Linked DNA regions of Homo sapiens: region 2 is linked to region 1. The links are chromatin contacts, found by Hi-C or POLR2A ChIA-PET in ENCODE. All regions are on one chromosome and are shown on one strand. Each heading gives the region's core, a stretch centred on a gene start or an enhancer-like site at or near the end of the contact. The rest is flanking DNA. Distances are from core to core; before and after follow the strand shown.

Region 1 (7,530 bases), core at 3,457-5,956:
AGGCCAGTCAGTCTTATTGGCCTTAATTTTGGATATCAAGTGGAGGCTCAGAGAGGTTAAGAGACTGCCTCAAGTCACACAGCCTGGAAGAGGTGAGGTTGACTCAACACAGGGTGTCTCCCCATCCAGAGGCCTTTCCATTCTCCTTGGGAGGCCTCTGCAGTTGACTTTTGTTTGTTCTCTGGAAGTCATTACACATTTTGGCCTTTTCTAAGCCTTATTTATGCCTCTTTCCTTCAAAGGCTTAAACCTGAAAATTGATTGATTCAAGCTAAATCCTTGCAGAAGACAATGGCTTAACCTCTTATTTCTGTCTGGGATTTTTATGGCTCTTTAAAGAGGCACTGTCTCAGCCCAGGGTCTGCTGACTACTATGGTGGGTGTCAAGCATTCAGCCGGGCATGGTAGATGCCATTTGGAGGCAGGGGTAGATATTCGGAAGTGTCCCCAAATCATAGCACATAAGTAACAGATTTCTATTACAATAAAAAGGCTGACCTTTCCAGCCTCAGTGTCAGTGTCCAAAAAGTGAAGATTCAAATTGAGTTCACACCCAAAAAAGTATCACATGGATTCCCTCACACAAAAATTATTTTGTATCCTTTGTAGCTACAATTCACTGAATGCAGATTTCTATGCCAGGTATTCTAGAAATAATTGGGGTCTTTAATCCTTACAACCAGCATGTGATGTCCAGACTATTTATCTCCATTTTCCCAAGCAAGTGAGCACACTGAGGCTCAGAGAGGTTAAAGTGACTGGTTCAAGCTACACAGCAAATGTTAGAGTTGGAATTTGACCTAATTCCAAAATTCATCACTTTCTGTACTACCATATAACAACAGGATGCTATGAAAGGGAACTGACGTTAAAAGTATCCAAGGGGTGGGTTGCTTTCTCACGGAGTTTTTCATGGGCCTGGCATATCAATATGGCACCTCAGAGGCTGATGGAGAGACTGGGATGGCTAAAGCTAGCCAGGCAGGATTGTAGGGTCCCAATCTTCTTCTACCAGAGAAACTACTTCTGTACTTTCTGTAGTAGATTTGCACATAAATATTTTGTTTTAAAAATGTATTCTACTACATAACACAGAGAAAAAGAAGGTTAGAAACAAAAGAGAGAGAGAAATAAAAACTATAGTTTTAGTATCATGGCCTCGATTTTATGAACTAGACATTAAGGCCCAGGGAGTGAACAGATTCATCTGATCATATGAAGAGTTATAGGTGACAGACTGTGGTTTGGAGCAGGGCTTGGCAAACCTTTTCTGTAAAGGGCAAGATGGTAAATATTTTAGGCTTTGTGGACTTTGCAGGCTCTGTCACGACTACTCAACTCTGCCATTGTGGTAAGGAAACAGCCACAGACAATACGTAAAAAAAGAAACATGGTTGTATTCCAACAACTTTTATTTATAAAACAGGTTGAAGGCTGGATTTGACCCATGGGTGATAATTTGTGGAACTCTAGTTTGGAACAAAGGATCCTTGACTCTTTATTTGGCACTTTTTCTACAAAAGCAAAGCTGCCTCCTTAAGATAGATGAATTGTAAAGCCCTGTTATTTTCTTAATGTTAAGGGAAAATGAAAGATCAAAGTTGGAAAGCCAAGAGGGTTTTATTAAACAAAGCACAGGTAAACAAGAAGGAAGGCATTAGACATGTTAGTGTGGTTGGGGCTATAGCTCCTGGGATGAAGGATGAAGGGGAGGCATAAATAAGTGACTTGAAGAAAGGGCCCTGCCCTGATGAAGATATTGATATGCCTTGACCTAAGGTGTGTCACTAAAATTCAATCCTCTGCACCAAGGACTAAAATAAATTCATATATTTTGGAACTAATGAGGCATGATGGTTACACAACATTGTGAATGTACTAAATGCTACTGAATTGTACACTTTAAAGGCATTAATTTAATGTTATATGAATTTCACCTTAATAAAAAATTAAAAATATATATTAATAATTAAATTAAGCAATAAAGTTGGAAATGAAATGGTAAGGTTCTATCTCAGTGATCTTTCATCTTGCATCTTGCTTCAGGTCCTGGAACTTCTGAAAGTTACATTGAGTGGTTGAGTGAGTTGTCTTCACTGCCAGCTGGGAGCATGGTATGATTTTTTTCATGCTTTAGCCCATCAAAAGCCACATGGGCTGATTCTTGATTCCTAGATTTTTTTGGGCCTCAGTTTCCTTACCAGTAAAATGCATGTCATTGTTTGTACCATTGAGGATTGATGTGATCACTAAATGAGATTCTGATATAAACACTGTATTAATTACCTTGAACTGCTATAACAAAATACCATAGACTGGGTGATTTAAGCAGCATTTATTTCTCATGGTTCTAGAGGCTGGAAAGTTCAAGATAAAGCTGCTGTCAGATTTGGTTCCTGGTGAGAGTCTGCTTTCCGGCTGTAGATACCTGCGTTCCAGCTGTGTGCTCACATGGTCTTTCTTCAGTGCATGCACATCGGGGAGAGAGATCTCTGTCTTCCTCTTCCTATAAGAGCACTGATCCTTGCATGAAAGTCCCACCATAATGACTTAATGTTAACCATCTTACTTCCCAAAGGCTCCACTTCCAAGTACAATCATATTGGGGGTTAGGTCTTCAATATATAAATTTGGCAGGGGACATAAACATTCAGCCCATACAGTTAACATCTAGGAAGTGTTCATAAGTGTAGCCTTTACTCTCTTTATTTCTGAGAAGCCTAGGGTGTTTATTCCTTTACTTATTCATTCATCACTTACTTAGCTTCTATTATGTTCCAGGCAGCATAACTATGCTCATTTTCTATTACTGTATAACAAACTACCCTCGAAATTTAATAACTTAAAACAACAGACATTTATTATCCCACAATTCCTATGGGTCATGAATTCAAGGAATTAGCTGGATGGTTTTGCCTTAGGATCCCTAAAGAGGTTGCCATTAATATGTGGACTCTGGCTGCAGTCATCTGAAAGCTTGACTGGGGCTGATGGAACTACTTCCAAGATGGTTCATTCACATGGCTATTGGCAAAAGATCTTAGCTTCTTGCCAAATGGGGCTCTCTATACAGTGTCAGTATGAATTAACCACTGGTTTCCCCTAAAGCAAGGAGAGAGAGAGACAGAGAGAGAGAGAGAGAGAGAGAGAGAGAGAGAGAAAACCTAGTCTCCAAGCTCCTATTTTATTTGTCCATCACTGAGACAAGTTTGCACCCAGGGGAAGGTATACATAAAAGCATGAATGCCAGGAGGTGGAATCCTTGGAGGGCATTTTGAAGACTGGCTGACACAGTGCCTTAGTAAGAGTTTTGGGGATATAGCCATGAGCTAAAGGGCCATCTAACTTATAGTCTAAGAGGAGAGACAGACATATATAAAATCATTATGTACCTAAATACATACCAACCAACTAGGCTAAGACAATGAAGAAAAGGTACAGTATGTATGAGAGACATTTAGCAGGAGACCTTAGGAGGAAGTGGAAGGGACAGGGATGCATTTGTGAGGAAGTTACATTTCAGTTGAAACTCAAAGCATGAGTGGTAGTTAACATTAGTTAAAATTATGGTGGTTGCCTCAACATGTTAAACATAGTTTCCTTATCACCTAGCAGTTCTATCTTTAGGTATAAACCCAAGATAAATAAACACATACATCCATACAAAAGCTTGTACATGAATGCCCATAGCGGCATTGTTCATAATAGTCAAAAAATGAAAGTAACTCAAATGTCCATCAACTTGTGAATGGATAAACTAAATGTGGTATATCCATACAATAGGATATTACGTGATGACTAAGAAAAAAACACTGATCCACGGTACAACATGGATGAACCTTGAAAACATTATGATAAGTAAAAGAAGTCATAAACAAAATACGACATATTGGATAATCCTATTTGTTTGAATGTCTGCAATAGGAGACAGAAGAGAGATGCAAAGTAGATTAATGATTTCCTAGGGTTGAGGGAAAATGGAAAGTGAAAGCTTATAGGTAAAAGGGTTTTTTAAAGGGTGATAAAAACGTTTTGAAATAGATGTAATGATGCTTGCACCACTCTATGAATATGCTTGAAACCACTGAATAGTCCACTTTAAGTGGGTGAATTGTGTGTATGTGAATTTTTTTCTTAATAATGAGGTTATAAAAGAGGATGGCTGGAAAAGCTTTGCAGCAGAAGGAACAACTTGAAGTGGAAGAGAATATGGTGTGCAGGAGAAATGGAAAGAAAGTCAATGTGTCTGCAGCACAGAGTAGAGGAGAGAAGTAGTGTTACATGAGGTGGAAACCAGACCCTGCAGGCTTTAGTGACCCAATCAAGGAAGCTGCTCTTAATCGTGAGGGCTATGAGAAGCCACTGAAGGTTTTTAAGCATGAATTTGCCAGATCATATTTGAGGTTTTCAAATTTAATATCATAAATGCCCTATAAAATAAAGCTAATATTTATATCATGAGGTGATTAACGGAGCAGGCAGAATAGTGAAAATCGTATTTTTTATCATTTTCCCTAGAGGAGTGCAGACACTGGAGTTTTGAGATTGTGCTTGAACCGTTAATCGTTAGAAGCAGCATACTTGGTTCACATGCTTTTCATCCACCCTCTGGTGTCCTACATGACTTCATATTGCTCAATGAGGGGACAGGCTAGATGTGGCCACCCTCAGGTGCTGGCCCCATGTTCTCATGTTGCACAGTTTTTGGGATTCTGGGCTTCACCGAGCTCTTTATCCTTGTCCAGATGGCAGAGCAGAGGAAATATCTGGTAAAATGTTAATTCCACCTCATTTAATGCAGCTTACATAGGTGTGGTGTAGTCGAGGCCTCTACAGGAAAAGCTGATTTCAAGTTCTGGCACAAGGATTAGCTGATTCACAAAAGATGTGAGTCTCCGTTTCTTCCCTGCACATCTGTCCTGTCTGCTTTTAATTTGGAAGCACCAGTTTTAATTTAGCGGCAGGACTGTAAACTCCATTTCTGTGAATACAGAATGACATACTTTGTGGAACGGGGGCCTCTGGCCAAGATCTGACTCCTAAGTAATTGATGGCTAGTGACTGGCTGAGAAATGCTCAAATGCAAACACTTCCCATGGCAAAAACCCTGTCGTATCAGCTGGATTACAAACGAGCCTTGCTGGGCTGCTGCCCATTGAAATATAGGCCATGTCTTTAACCACAGTCTCCAAAACCTGGAGGGAGCCTCCAGTTCATTCTAAACATCGATGATCTTTCCAGTCCACAGGTTTCCTTTGTCCTCAGACTTTGTCTGGAGCCTGTGGCCCAATGCACAGATTTCTTCATATTTGGAAGCCAACCATATCGGGAAGGAGGCTTCAGCATTAAGGGTTGTTTTGTTCTGGTGAAAAGGACACTCTTTTCATCACATTTAAAAACCAATTTTTTAAAATCTCACTCATATCCAATATTTTGTGTGTGTGAGAGAGAAAACACAGGCCTAAAGTTACATCACCCTTGTGGTTTGAGAAATCTTTTTCACAATATGTAGACTGTTTTTGGGGCTGGGATTTTTGGAGAAGGGGGAAAAATAGTGGGGCAAGAAGGACAGAGATATGAGACAGAAAATTAAGTCTTTCTGTAAACAAGAAAGAATGGATAAGCAAAGGGAATAAAATGGACAAAACTTCCATGAGTCTGACATCTTCTAGATACAGAGATAGCCGATACAAAATCCCATGATGCCTTTAAAAAATTAATTTAAGTCCACCAGTCTTACATCACCATTGAATCCCTATCACCTGTCATGGTGCCTAGCATATAGTAAGTTTTGATACATATTTTTAAATACATGAATGAGGAAATAAGTAATTATTGCATGCTTACCGTATGCCCAGCACTGCTGTACTCAAAGGGCATGGGAAACATAACTAATGCCACAGGGAAACTTATGGGGAGTCCAGTGTAGAATAATGGTAGGAGGCACAGAGCCCGGAGTTAGCTAGTCCTGGATCTGGGTTTGAGCCCTGCCTCTAACACTTACCAGCTGTGTGGCCTGGGGGAAAATTATTTAAGCTAATTGTTAGTTTCCTTTAATTGGAATGTGGACAATAATAGGACCTATTTCATGTGGTTGTTGGGAGGATTACTTGTGGTAAAGGTGTAAGGTGCTTGTGCTAGAACATGGGAAATACTCAGTAATGGTAACTATTATATAATTTGGAAATGGTACATGGCCGCCTTATGCAATAGTTCTTGCTGTGAGTCTCTCCAAAATGTCCTTGAACTCCCACCTTCGTTTTACATACAATTGCTTGCCAATTCCTTTCTCAAGACATAGTGAGGCCAACATTATTCACTCCCGTTGGTCTTGCTTAAGTGTGCAGAGTCCTTTTGTCTTGGAACTAATGTGGATTTTGTAAAAAATCATTTCTCCATGGAGGACAGTGGCACTCAGCTCCAGTACTAACAAGAGAACATCCCAGATGGTTTGCAAAGTATTTTAGTTTTTGCCAAACATGTTTCCTGCTAATTTGAAATTCCCTCTGTGTTTTTAAGTGAAATGTAATCCACGTGTTCCTGGTCAAGTAACTACTGGGGAAGGAAGTGGGAAAGAATCAGGGAGAATCCCAACATCAGCTCTTAAAGAGATGGCAGCATCTGAGGTGTGTGTGCTGCATGTGTTCTAAGGGATCTCTGTACAAGGAAGAGAGGGCATGAGCCCTCCTGATTCTCCTCTCCAACCCACGGGTCAACCACTCACCCAACCACTCCATGCTTATTGGGCCCTCACTAACTCCACACTGTAGTGGGCACTGCTTGTATAGAAGGGGTCAATGTGATCCCTGTCCTGAACAAAGTAGATTAGAAGTCAGCAAACTTTCTCTGTAAAGGCTCAGATAGTAAGTATTTTTGGCTGTGTGGGATTGGTGGTCTCTGCTGCAATTAGTCAACTCTGCCGTTGTAACACAAAAGCACCCATAGACAATATGTAACAAAAGAACAGGGTTGTGTTCAGTGATGATAGCTATTATTATATCATTTGGAAATGTCATGTGGCCGCCTTATGGAACAGTTTTTGCCATGAATCTACCCAAAATATCCTGGAACTACCACCTTTGTTTCAGGTACAATTGCTTGCCAAGTTCTTTCTTAAGCTATACTGAGGCCAACATTTTGACCCAACTGAGCAAATTAGGTCTGTGGGAGCAAATTTGGCCTGTGGGCAATAGTTTTCAGATTCCTGGATTGGATTATACCTGGAAAGATCACAACACCTCAGATAAAGACTCAAGAGTAGATAACTCAGTGCTCATCAATGAAGAGGCTGGCCCTGCCTCAACGTAATAGGGATTCAGAAGCAGGAGGTATCAAGGGCCTGCGGTTGTACCTTTCAGGAAGAAGTGGATTCAAATCCCAGTCCTATTATTTACTGGCTATGTGACTTAAGAAAAATTAGTAAATCTCTACAATTTAGCTTTGTATAAGCAAATTGCATAAGCTATTGTATAGCTTTGTATAAGCTAAAGTTCAGCTTGCTTATCTTTAAATTGGACATAATAACATCAT
Region 2 (7,530 bases), core at 1,993-4,492, 400 kb before region 1:
CAGTATTTTCTTGCATCCATGACAGTGCTTACCATTGTATTAATAATACCTTACAGAAAAGTCTGGTAAATATCTATAATTTTATTGGCTGTTCAAGTAATGTTTAAATTTATGAAGCCTCAGTTTTCTCATCTGTAAAATGGGGATAATAATGTCTATCTCACAGGGCGCTTGTGAAGAGTGAATGGTATAATGTATAGAAAGCACTCAGCAGAGAGCTTGGCACAGAGTTCTTAGTAATTGGGAGCTGCTAGCATTTTTCATTAGAAGTGTGGCTCACGCCTGTAATCCCAGCACTTTGGGAGGCCTAGACAGGTGGATCACAGGGTCAGGAGATCGAGACCATCTTGGCTAACACGGTGAAACCCGGTCTCTACTAAAAATACAAAAAATTAGCTGGGCGTGGTGGCAGGCGCCTGTAGTCCCAGCTACTCCGGAGGCTGAGGCAGGAGAATGGTGTGAACCCGGGAGGTGGAGTTTGCAGTGAGCCCAGATCGCGCCACTGCACTCCAGCCTGGGCGACAGAGCGAGACTCCATCTCAAAAAAAAAAAAAAAAAAAAAAGAAGTGTTGGTGGCAGAGGTAGTGGGAGTGGTAGTACATGCTTAACATCTAGAACCTTCTCTTCTGGTTAATTCCATTGGAACCTTTCTATAATATTTTCAATATTTTCAACTTCTTTTTTCTTTTAGTAAGTATGTCTTTCTCAAAGAATTAATTGTTTGGATGGTTGAAGATAACTTGGAAGACCTTAAGGTCGTGATTTCATGATTTGAAACAAATTGTCAAGAGCTATTTTAGAAGGAATATCTGAAAGTGTGCGTGCGTGTGTGTGTGTGCGTGTGTGTGTGTGTGTCTATGTGTGCGTGCATTCTAAGGTACATCCTGCAATTAAGCTTCCAGTTAAAAGTCCAGTTTTGAAAACCCTCTTGAACTTCTTTTTGAGTTCTCTTTCTTTTAATGGTTACAAATGTCCTTTCAGGGAAAGTTACTCTCAGCTCTCATTCTCCTCCTGGTGAAAAACATTCAGAGACCATTAGGCTGCATCTCAGTGAAAGGAAACTGCAGCATAGAACTTGATCTGAAAAGCCTGTGACACACCGTGTCGCTCCAAAGTAGAAGCCTCCTTGGTACTACAAGACTGTGGACTGGAGTGTGTTGCTGGAGTTTGACATGGGTTCAAATCTTGCCTTTGCCATTTATTAGCTTTGTGACCTTGGGCAAATTTCTAAATCTGAAAGACACACACACACACACACACACACACACACACACACACACACACACACATTTATATTTATTTAATTAATGCAGTATCTGGCATATTCAAGCAGGAGCTTGTAACAAATAAGTAACAACTGTAAGAAATAAGTATTTGTTGCATAAACAAAGCAATGGCCTGCAGGTACTCCTCCTTTGGTAAGCCATTGCTAAGCAACTCTTTGCTACTCTTCCTTTCAGCTGCTGGCTGAACCTGCAGCATCTTCTTGTGACTCCCCTCAATGGTAGCACACTTCTACTCTTTGAGGGTTGATCTGAGTTTCGGAAACAGCCAGCAGTAATTTGATAACGAGGCTGGTGTAAAACATCAGTCGATTAAAGATCATTTTAGATCAGAAATGATGCGTCCCTGTAAGGGAACTACTATATTGAGATGAACTCAAAACATTCTGCCTGGATTTCCAAGAAGAGCTGCAAATGCTCTCAAGCAGTCTTCCAAAGTGACAATTAAGAATGGGATGGAATTCATTTTGATGTCCAGCTCTGGTCTAAAAGTCAGTCACATTCCAGGTCTCACTCTGGCCCCTGTGCTCTGGAAAGAGAGGAGCAGTGAGATATGGCCATTGTTGATATGAAAAGCAGAAGGTGGAGGTCCCAGGCTGCTGAGTTAGCCCTCAGTTTGAATCCTGCGTCTGCTGTTTTTTAGCTCTAAGTCCTGAGGCCTCTAATATACATCTACTCTGCAATTACTTCTCTCTCTCTCTCTTTTTTTTTTAGATGGAGTTTCGCTCTTGTTGCCCATTCTGGAGTGCAGTGGTGCAATCTCGGCTCACTACAACCCCTGCCTCCCGGATTCAAGCGATTCTCTTGCCTCAGACTCCCAAGTAGCTGGGATTACAGGTGCCCGCCACCACTCCCGGCTGATTTTTGTATTTTTAGTAGAGATGGGGTTTCACCATGTTGGCCAGGCTGGTCTTGAACTCCTGACCTCGTGATCCGCCCTCCTCGGCCTCCCAAAGTGCTGGGATTACAGGCGTGAGCCACTGCGCCCGGCCCAATTACTTCTCTGTAATTTTTTTCCCCTGAGGATTGGTGGGGAAAAAAAATGCTTGGCACATAACACTCCATGTTAAGTTTCAGGATTATTTCTTCTTTTTACATTATTTTAGTTTTTTGTTCATATGTACTCAGGGCTCACACTTTGCTTGGCTCCGTAAGTCCTAGAGAAAAATGGTATGAGAAATGAATTCACATGAAGCATTAGTGCCTTAGTCTCTTACTGTTTTTACCTTTCCCGTGAATATTTGTGCTTACAAAATGGTGTCCAGAAAGGCAGTGCCTCAGCGAGATAAATATGTTTCTAATCTTAGCATCTTGGGCAGAGTGAGGCTGGCATCTGAGGTCAGGGAGGCCACAGGGCCACGCTACTGACCGCATTGGTAACAGACTCCATTAGGTTGACAGAAAGGTTAAGGTTCCTGGAATCTGTCTCTAAATTCTCCGTACCCCCTCATTAGGTTAGAAGCCAATGCCAATACAAGTAACCAATACCAAACCCTCTCTTGCTTACAGAGGCATTATTAAGTTGGGGGCACCCTAAGAACAATTCATTGCAAATAATTGTTGGCACATTTATTCTCATGGCACAACTTTCAAAAGCAAATTAATTATAAACTGGTTGCAATTTAATTCAGTTTGTCTGGATTATGTGTTTGCAAGGCCTAGAGTACATTTGGCACCGTTGCTGGCACATTTGGATTTTAATGTCTTTGACAAGCCACAGCTTCCTTGGCCTGGGTAAACGGCCTACTGCCATACTGTCATTTAACTAGATTGCGTCAGAGTGACTCTTTAGCTTCGCGGTGGGTCTTCAGTTTACAACCTCCACGCCACCCCATCAGCCGCACGGGCATAGATCTCAACATGTATCAGGAAACTGGAAGAAAGCTGTGAACAGAATACTCTGAGAAAATGATGGTTAATCGTGTAGAAAAGTTTAACTATTTGCATCAGCACAATATTACACAGGCACATACGACTTTCAGTTCCCTAAACCTGAGAAAAGGTTTAACAACATTGTGTGAAATCTGACATCTTGCTATTCATATAAATGTGAAAGGCAGATTGGGAAAAATACAGTAAAATCCCCGCTTTTGTGCAGAGAATGGTGCATATTTTTCCCCTAATTATGGAAGGTAGCCTTTTATTTCTTCTGAATTCATTCATTTCTGAGCCTGTGTTTTCAGCTTGCTTATGAAACTCAATTATAAAACCAGGGTTAAAAATTAAGTCAAGTCACAGGCTATACTCCTCTTTGATTCTGGGGCTCCTGAGAACTTCCAGCCCTCTGCCACTGGCTTGAAAAATCTCTACCCTTACAAATCTCTCAAGCTTTCATGCACCTCTCCTACACAGCAGATTAATTAAGGAAAAAGATGGAAAACTCCTGGCACCATTTTATCTTTCCAAACTGTGATTTGCCTCTTCCCCCTAAATCTTCCCTTCCCTCTCTTCTGCTCCTTTCTCAAAAAGAAAGTGTATGATTGTCAACTTTCTGAGTTCAAGACAGTGGAGGATTAAACTGGCCTTACTGAGATTTGAACTTGTGACTCAAGTCATTGGATTTTGTGAAAGAGGCCCAAACTCTCCGGACTGGACAGGTTACAGCTCCGGTTTCTGTCCCTCTGCTGCCTTTTCCTGGGTAGCATGATGATCTCTGGCATTTATCTATCTATGAGGCTTGCAAAATCGCGGCCTGTCATAATGGTAAATAAAATGTGTTAAAGTTAATATGAAGAAGAAAGGAGCAATTACAACTGCTTAAAACAGTCTTCAAATATACTTAAGCAGAGGTTTGCCACGTAAACACACAATTAAAGCAGGAATTTGTGATGGATGCAAGGGTTTGACGGTCCCAGACATACTGTTTACTGGTGTAGTTAGCAGATGGATAAGTCAACTGATCCCAGATGTGCAGCTTATAAATATAAACTCATGTCTTACTAGTGATGTATGTCTGCAAGTAGCAACAAATTACTTTCTATTTAACTCTTGACTGTTTACTAGGGGGAGCTTTGTAATGCTCACTTGCTTAAAAAAAAAAAAGGATTTTTAAACAAGTTTCCTCTTTTAAAAGTGGTAACCAAATATCTAAAAAAAAGGTACTTTGGTGCAGAAGTTGTTTTAAAGGACAGGTTTAAATAGGCTTACTTTTTTCTTTTAAGTTCAGATACCTAAGCCTTATGTCCCTAGCCGCAGTTTTCAGATATTTGCAGCTAATTAATTCTTAGGAAATCTAATCTGAATTGAATTAATTTTCCCTTTTAGGGCACACGAAGCAACTTTTAGGTAAGAAAAAAAATGAAAACAGCTTTTGTTGCACATAATTCTTGCAACTAATGAAAAGTAATATTGCTGTTCCCTTCAAATAATGCAATAACAAAACACCAAATGAGAGCATTGCATTGTATTGTTATATTTGCTGTTTAAATAATTTAGCTGCAAAAATCTGAGGGCTGCTTTAGCTGTAATTAATTATTCATTAATGACATGCTAATTGCACAATACCTTTGAATATTTAACAAAATGCAAAAACCAGGCTCTGAAGTTATGTTTTTAGTGCAAGGGGGAGAAGATTCTTTAGTCCATCACTGTACCAGGAGGACAAAAAAAAAGTCCTTTTTCAGATGCGAGGTAAAGTAGTAGTAGTGGCCTACTTTCCATTCACCATCTCAGTCACCCTTTGTGCCGTGGAATATAATGTCCTTATCTAGACTTAACAATTGACAGGGTGGTAAATCCCTTGACTTTTGTCCAAATGATTTCTCTACAAAAATGGGTTAATTATCGCCTTTCCCTAGCTTTTTGACTAACAAAAGGCCCTGGATCTCTTTTTTCCTTTCTTTCCTATTTACTGTAAGGAGCTCTTTGAAATGTGATAGTTTAATCGGCAACACCTTCTACAGGGGGAATACTGAGAGGCCGGCCTGGCCCTGCCTGGAGCTCAGGTTGCTCTGTGAACATTACCGTGGTTAGGAGATATGACCTTTATTATGCCAAAGCCATCCTGGACTTTCAGGATGAAAAACTCCTGAGTGCTCGGTAGTCGACTTCATTTGTTTCTGCTAATAAAAGCTGGCGGGTTTTTAACAGTGTCTTTTAGTGGGTGGGATGACTAAAGGGCACAGTGTTGAACTGGCTTAGCTGTGTTTCACTAATTCCCTGCAAGACAGCGAGTTTGCATCTTTCTGTGTCCTGTCTCTGTTTCCAAGCCTGAAAGCTCCTCATTGTCTCTGACCTGTAAGTCAGGGATACTCTTCGTAGTGGATAAGCAGAGAAGAGGACTGGCTTTTTTTCTTTTTATTTGTCATTATCACCCTCTTGGTCCCAATCAGAGAATCACCAGCCCCTAATTTAGTACAAGGCAGTGAGCTGTGTGGCAGCTTGTCCTTGTGGTTGAGAATATATTTCATGCACTAGGGCCTACTTAGTCATATTTTGCATTTGACTGCCATTACTATTAATGGCATTTATGAATGCACATTGGCGGGAAGAAGACCCCATTGAATCTGTGCATTATCAGAGATTGGGGAATTAGCATACTCCGTGTCTGGTTCATGATGGATTTTACTGTGCTGTGGAAATACTTAGCAATTAAATGAGAAATCACCATTGTGAACGTGCACCTGCCAGGAAAAAAAGAATGGAGTAGAGAAGGAGGGGCATTCACTCAAGTTGACGCCAAGTTCCCTCTTTTGCCATTGCCTTCTCTCATTTGGGAAATGCTACATCTGCCTGTAGCCATTGTTCAACATGGCAATATATAATAGAGCCACTGTTTAGTAAACGCATGGCATCACAGGCCCACCCAGCCAAAAGTGTGTCAGGGTCAAAAGTGTTTATAGTCAATTTGGAAGTCACAGCTTGCAAAGTGAAAAGTGAAATAATGCAAAAGTAATGTATGATTTAGTGCCACATGAATTAGAGAGTTCAGGGATTGCAAAGTGGCAAACCATGCGTTCAGACCAACCCAGAGTCAGATGCATTTTACTTGGCTTGAACTTTTTTCATTCTAAGTTGGAGTTAATATTGAAAAATTGGGAGATTTATATAGAAATCTGACTTTCCATCTTCTCTTGAAAAGTCAGAAGGTCTACCAACATGGGCTGCCAGCCATCCCACATGGCAACAATTGGCCAGAGCTAAGTAGCCCGGGCTTGCATTTTTCATTTGAATACCTCACCTGCCTGGAAGTTTCCTACTTTGGAATAGAGATTTGAGGTAGGAGTGACTATGGGTTAGAGTGAACAGGGAAGGATGACTTTTGGACAAACTCCACCAAATACACTCTCCACATGCTGGTGGTATAGTCATGATGAGATTTCAGATGGTTCCCGCCACTCATTTATAGCCTTTTCCTTTTCCAGAGTAAAATGTCAGAGATAAAGAAGGTTGTCTCCCAGGCCACTGAGGAAGTACTTCTTTGGCTTTCTGCATGGTCCTCAGAACGGGGCCAATTTTACTCGTAAGACTTCTTGTATTTCTTTTTTAGATCTCAGAATTTGTTTTATTAAGCCCCTCTTCTGTGCTAGACACTGGGCGGAGCATTTCTCACACAAATCCACTTCTTTCTGGTCCTGTGTGGGCTGGACTCTAGCAGTAGTCAATGGAAAGCTTTGGACTGCTATAGTGGAAGCTCTGCCTGGACTGAAGTTTTGTTGTGAAATAAATGGCAGTGTGAAGAACAGGTTACTATTCTTCATCGGCTACTGACTCTAGGACTTTAGCCTACCTTGAGCACCTTTTCTTGGGTACATTCACTTAGGATTAATGAATGATGTTGTTACATAAAACCTTGTTTCTGCCCAAGTCCTGAAGTGAATAACATCTAAGGGAAGTAGGCAGGAGTGCCAAGAGAAGCCAATTTCATCAGTGTTAATTGGAGACCTTTGGGCCAGGAAATAGAAGAGCATGGGTAATCCATGTCTCCTTAGCCCACTGCCTGTGTGGAAGCCAGCCTGAAACTTTTGATGTTACTTAGCAATATTAGGGAAACATCTGTGAACAGGCACCACTGTACACCACTGGGAATTGCTTAAAAGTGATACAACGTGAACCTGTCAAGTGACAAATACTGCTGTGGGAGCATGACTTATAAACTGTGTGAACACAGTTCTTCCTGGAAGTATGGATTGAGCTAGGGAGCGGTGGTTACCAGGAGAGAATTTGTTATCCTAGTGTGAATTAGGGAATGAATATCTAACATGAGACAACTAGAGCAGGGGAATTCTTGGATAAATATGGGTAGGGT

The links. Hi-C counts contacts between places; a loop is a spot of excess contacts on that map. ChIA-PET counts read pairs that join two places held with the same protein, here RNA polymerase II (POLR2A). Pooled maps may share reads with other maps.
Region 2: a map with no recorded cell type shows a loop between it and region 1 (3-fold over the local background). The contact joins two enhancer-like sites. A Hi-C loop is called at or near these places in 5 of 37 single-sample maps with no recorded cell type and 4 of 50 pooled maps. POLR2A ChIA-PET finds 5 or more read pairs at or near these places in 1 of 52 experiments (OCI-LY7).

The regions. Positions count from the first base shown.
Region 1 is chr5:158,551,253-158,558,782 of GRCh38, reverse strand. No RefSeq gene overlaps it. Among named protein-coding and RNA genes, the nearest start is that of LINC02227, 150 kb to the right of the region's middle. Within about 2 kb of position 4,706, at least 7 of the 41 ENCODE cell types and tissues checked have a DNase peak (open chromatin) inside an H3K27ac peak, as active enhancers do.
Region 2 is chr5:158,949,788-158,957,317 of GRCh38, reverse strand. The region is part of intron 6 of EBF1 (EBF transcription factor 1); the gene reads left to right. Among named protein-coding and RNA genes, the nearest start is that of EBF1, 150 kb to the left of the region's middle. RefSeq lists enhancers at 2,962-3,091, 4,764-5,421. Within about 2 kb of position 3,242, at least 5 of the 41 ENCODE cell types and tissues checked have a DNase peak (open chromatin) inside an H3K27ac peak, as active enhancers do.